Linked DNA regions of Homo sapiens: region 2 is linked to region 1. The links are chromatin loops, found by intact Hi-C in ENCODE. Cell type or tissue: Calu3. All regions are shown on one strand. Links, peaks and the distances in the headings refer to the core of each region. The heading gives the core; the rest is flanking DNA. Region 1 has its middle 89 kb from the start of STK39. Region 2 has its middle 31 kb from the start of STK39.

Evidence for each region. Hi-C counts contacts between places; a loop is a spot of excess contacts. Peaks named below come from ENCODE experiments on the same cell type or tissue, not always from the same donor. Only the 100,000 strongest peaks of a DNase experiment are listed, where the experiment ranks them.
Region 2: it touches region 1 in a loop (3-fold over the local background); 2 of 110 quality-filtered maps call a loop at or near these places.

What each region holds. Positions count from the first base shown.
Region 1 is chr2:168,335,547-168,338,467 of GRCh38, reverse strand. No RefSeq gene overlaps it. Among named protein-coding and RNA genes, the nearest start is that of STK39, 89 kb to the right of the region's middle. In Calu3, for the core only: a CTCF peak has its summit at 1,464 (motif pointing right); a DNase peak (open chromatin) is centred at 1,487.
Region 2 is chr2:168,277,373-168,280,293 of GRCh38, reverse strand. No RefSeq gene overlaps it. Among named protein-coding and RNA genes, the nearest start is that of STK39, 31 kb to the right of the region's middle. In Calu3, for the core only: no CTCF peak of the experiment used is centred there; a DNase peak (open chromatin) is centred at 1,783.

The DNA of each region.
Region 1 (2,921 bases), core at 163-2,662:
AATTCTTGAAATTCTTGAAAGGATGCAGGGCTGGGGAAACTGAACTGGTGATGGTAAATTTTATGTGTCAATGTGACTGGGCCACAGTGTGCCCAGATACTTTGTCAAATACAATTCTAGGTATTTCTGTGAGGGTGTTTTGAGATGAGATTAAATCAGAAGAGAGAATAAAGCAGGTTGCCTTCCCTAAGATGGCTTCTTACAATCAGGTGATGGTTTGAATAGAACAGAAGGCTGACCCTGCCCTGAGTAAGAGAGAAATCCTTCTGCCTGAGTCCATTTCAACCAGGACATCAGCTTTTTTCCTGCCTTTGGACTTGAACAGAAACATTAGCTCTTCTGGACTCTCAAGCCTGCTGGCCTTTGACAGAAAGTCCACCATCTACTGTCCTGATTCTCAGGCCTTCAGATGTGGACTGGAACTAGACCATCAGCTCTCCTGGGTTTCTAGTGGACCTGCCATGCAGATCTTGAGACTTGACTGCCTCCATAATCACATGAGCCAATTCTTTATAATAGTAATTATCATAATATACATACAAATACACACACACACACATAATTGGTTCTTTTTCTCTGGAGAACCCTGACTACTACAGCTGGTCACAGATGCTGCTCCCAGGAAGGGCATTTGTGAAGGCCAAGCTCAGGACCCAAAAGCAGAAGCTCATGAGAAAGGGTTCAGAAGTCATCGGCACTGGCGCATGATCTGGTAGATGCTGCGGCATGAACACAAATGGATCAGGTTCAGCTCCATCAAGTTGCTCCTAATGATTCAGTCAACCACAGCAGGACTCTGACCAGTGGTTGAAGTCACAGGGACTTTAGGAAAAGGGGTAATTGCACATTAGAGATAGCCTGAAACTCTGACAATCCTCCCATGAAGAGATGGAGTCTTTGTCCCCTCCCCTTGAAACTGGGGCAGACTCTGTGACCAATAGAATTTTTCAGAAGTGATGTTGTGTCAGTTTCTGAGCCCAGGCCTTACAAGACTCACAACTTCCAAATTCTGTCTCTTAGAACATTCTCTGAAGAAGCCAGGGACCATGCAATAAATCCACCTACTCTGAGACCTTCATGCATAAGACCAAGCTGTGACTAGGTGCTGAAGGGTGAGCCTAGGTTGAGAGAGTGAGAGGGAGAGGAGCCAAGGGACACCAAGGTAATGGACATGCGAGTGAAGAAACCATCTGAAGCCACTGCATTTGGGGGCAGTAGGTTATGTAGCAATAGATAATTGAAACAGGGGTTAACTGGCAAGAGACAGGAATCCAAGCCCAATCCTGCTTTGATAAGGCTGGTGAGGTTCAGGAAGCTCTATAGACCTAACGGGAGATTGGTCTTTTAGGTAAATTCTCAGGCCGACCACTAAGGAGGAAAAAGCTAAAAAGATGACTCAAGGTTACCTGGCACTCGCATTTCCTCAGACTCTGGATATGCAGTTAACACAAGCCGGCCAGAAGGTGGGGCTAAGCCAGTTGCTGCACTTCCTGGCCATGCAGGTGAGGAACTGTTAGAGACTGAGCTCAGCTCAAGGTAGAACCAATCAGGATGCCAGCTTGGAGTGAGGAGGAGGAGGGAGGCAGAGAGCGTACAGGCATGGGGCACTGTATAAAGATTAGGGGAACAATATTAAGATCTGTGAGTTCCAATAAGCTTATTAAAATAAATTAGCCAGGTTATAGTGGCGGGCACCTGTAATACCAGCTACTCAGGAGGCTGAGGCAGGAGAATCGCTTGAACCCCGGAGGGGGAGGTTGCAGGGAGCCGAGATCACGCCATTGCACTCCAGCTTGGGGGACAGAGCAAGACTCTGTCTCAAAATCAATCAATCAATCAATCATATTTATAAGACTTGGAATATTTATATATTACTACTAATTCTTTTAAATTACTAGTGTATTGAAGGCAACAATTATACTTAGTCTTTTTATATCCTTCACAACGTAGAGTTCATATGTTACAAAGTTGAATGTGATTTTGTTACCAAAATCCAAGTTTCTTTTGTCCTCTCTGAGCATCTCCTTGCTTCTGAAAGTCTCAGCAGTGTGTGAGACATGAAACAGAGAAGTGCAGGCCACTGAGATCTCAAGGGATCAAGTTATTTATATGAAGAGCAGGAAGGGAGAAAGACTAGTTTAGTTCACAGTATTAAATGGAACTAAGAAAAAATAAAAGTTTTTGTGCAGCCAGCCTGGATTATTTTGTTTACTAATCTACTATACTCGTTTTCATAAAATGTTTAATTACAGCAAGACACAAGTCTAATAACATTTAAAAGTAATATAAAATTAGCCAGTCCGAGATTCCAGATCCAATACATGCCAGTTCTGTGAAGAGTTTGGTTTTTGTTTTGTTTCGCTTGTCCTTGTTTTGTTACAAACCAAGTTGAAAATACAGCAAGGAGCTTGCCACATTTAAAACATTAGAACTCCTTAGAAAAAGAAATGAAATCATGCATATCTCACACTTAGGGAATTATTTATTTCCAGCATGAAGACTCTGGAGACTTAGGGGTAATTCTCCTGGATTTTCACGTGAATGTACCTTTCCCACCAAGCACTACTACCTAGTTGTTTCAAGTAAGCAAATATTACTGTGTTTACGAGACTAGAAGATTCACAAAGTCAGGCTGTATATACATTAACTTTTTAGATGTTCATCACATGACCTAGTAGAGTAAAAGACACTATAAGAACTTCATTAACTTGGTTGAATCAACTCAATTTCAAGGAAACCCTTTATAGATCACTGATTGTGATATAACTATACTTTATCACAGTAGCTAAAATATGCTTTTTAAAAATTTATCTATTTATTTATTTTGAGACAGAGTCTTACTTGTCACCCAGGCTGGAGTGCAGTGGCGTGATCTCAGCTCACTGCAACCTCCGCCTCCCAGGTTCAAGCAATTCTCCTGC
Region 2 (2,921 bases), core at 290-2,789, 58 kb after region 1:
TCATATTGAGTCAAAAAATCATGTCCAAGTATAACTTGTTAATAAAAAGGTAAAAATAAAGTTATGTGTGAGAGTAAAACAAAGGAAAAGTGCCATTATTATTATCAAACTAGAAATTGAGAAAAAGATCATTAAATGGAACAAAGAATCATTTTATATTAAGGGTAGAATACACAACAGAAATACAGTATTAATTTCTATAAGCTAAATGATATAACTTTAAAATATGAAACTGACAAAACCATTAGTGGGAATATTTAAACATACCTCCATCTGTTTTTATATATCGAGTGGACAAAAATTAAATAAGAAAAGAGAGAAACTGAAAAAGCAAGTATAAGTACAAAGACAAATTTTTGAATAAACTCTGCCAGAGTTCAATTTTTCCATATGTATAAGAGTGAATCAAAATGTTCCATGCTTAATAAGAAATACATAGTAGATAGAACGGTAAATTAATTAACACAAATTTAGTGAGTTCATTTACAACTTAAGTGAGCAGATTAAATTTCTTAAAACAAATATTTTAGTAATGTGCTGGTAAATATTTTACAACCAGCTCTCTAGGGTAAGAAAAGAGCTGTGATTTTTAGCATTTGCCTATTTTGGTGGTGTCAATAATATTCCTACTCTGGCTTATTTCAAGCAAATAACATGAAGTCACTGAAAGCAGAGTTGGGAAGATATATTCCTCACTGGCTTTTGCAGGCTGGTGTGAGTAGGCTTTAGCACACAACTGATACATTTAATGACAAGTGAGCAAGCACATTTTCCTATAATGAACAAGTCTAACAAGCCTTCTAGTCACTCAAGCTTCATGGATAAATGGTCCAGTCTGGGGAGACACAGCAAAAACTTTATAATAAATAGTTAAGTATTACAAAAATCCACTTGCCTTTATCATGAAACATAAAAACAGGAACTGATTATAATGCTAACAAAAAACAGAGAATATGTAGATTTAAGACCAAATAATATCACTGCTACCCATAGCTAATCTCTGATGGTGTTCTTTGCTTATAGTATCTCCGTGGTCACCAAAATGGAAATAAAAAGTAAGAACAATTTCAACTTATCACTTAAGTACTTATATCTACAGATTATTCTCTTTTCAAAGCTTCTGATCAAATCGTAACCTGAAGTCTATCATTTTTTTATTCACACACACACACACACACACACACACACACACACAATTATACTCTACTGAGTATTCATTTCCTTTGAATATGAATTCTTGGTCAATATGTTATTTAATAATCACAAATTGTGAAAAAATTGAGAGAGGACATGATGAGATTGAACTTAAATATATAGAAATACGGCCATAAATGTCTACATGATTCTTTTAGTTTTTTGGTGGGGGAGGAATACGGTAAGGGAAGAAATTTAAAAAGAATCATGTAACAGATGTGGAAATGATGAGTAATACCTATCAGGAGAGAAATGTTTTAGGTTAATGATAAGCACATAAATGTATTTGCTCAGAGGGTTTATAAGCATTTAATTATGTAATTATGTACACAAGCATATTATGTACTATGTGGCAACAGAAACAGAATGTACTAAATTAGTGGATTTATGAGAGCATGTCTTGGTCAATTAGATGTTTTAAGGCATTGACAGGATCTAAATGTTTACAATCCTGTAACCACACAAACGAGACTGTTGGAGTTCGTCAGGTTGGAACAAAGGGTTCCTTTGCTGAGACTTAACTTTTTAGATACCTCTTCTAATTGCCCCACTGATTTAGTTAAGATTAGGTTCAGCTGGCTGGGCGGGGTGACTCATGCCTGTAATCCCAGCACTTCGGAAGGCCCAGGCAGGCGGATCATTTGAGGTCAGGAGTTGGAGACCAGCCTGACCAACATGGGGAAACCCTGTCTCTACTAAAGATACAAAGAAATTAGCCAGGCGTGGTGGTGCATGCCTGTAGTTCCAACTACTCGGGAGGCTGAGACAGGAGAATCGCTTGAACCTGGGAAGCGGAGTTTGCAGTGAGCTGAGATCGATTGAGCCACTGCTCTCCAGCCTGGGCGACAGAGTGAGACTCCATCTCAAAAACAAACAAACAAAACAAAACAAAACAAGACAAACAAAAAAAGATTAGGTTCAGCTGCAAATGACAGAAAACCCGAACTAACAATCAGCTAAACAGGAGAGAAATGAGTACTTCTTTCTTGTAGAGCTCTAGACAGGTGGTCCAGAGCTTTCCATGGCAAGGCTTTCCATGGTGACAGGGACCTGGACTCCTTCTACTTACTTCTTGTGTGTGGCCTTAACTTTATGGTGCCAGGTATGGTAACTCATGCCAAGCCACCAAATGGAGGAAAGGGAGAATGGGAGACAATGGGTGTTTGGGAGCTGTCTGGTAAGGAAGGTTCCTGGAAAGTGCCATACTCTACCTCCTCCTAAATCCCACTGATGACAGAACTAATCTTAGCTGCAATGGAGGCTCAAAAATGTTCTATTTATTTCTGACTTCCATGGACTCAGCCAAATATTTTATTATTGTGAAAGAAAAAGAGAAGGCATGTTGAGGTACCCGTAAGGTACTGATACTTGTTGCCTAAATACCAGTGATTAGAACTACCAAGAAGATCCTACTACTGCTGATCAAGGAGGCTTTTATCCATGTAACATATTAAAATGAAAAAAAGTATATGTGCATGATGTAAGTGCTAATTATGTGTTTTATGGAAGGATTCACTAAGACGGAGGATTTTAGTGAAATATAGGAGGCTTTTGAATAGAGCAGCAGGTGAAATGAGATGAGGAAGGCTTAGATGACAAGTCATAGAGACATTCTGGGTCGGCTTGCTCAAGAGCACCTTGAGTGAGTCACCTGTTAATTAGTACAGTGCCATTTAAAGTTTGTCTATAGACCAGTAGCAGCACCATCACCTGAAAGTTTGTCTGAA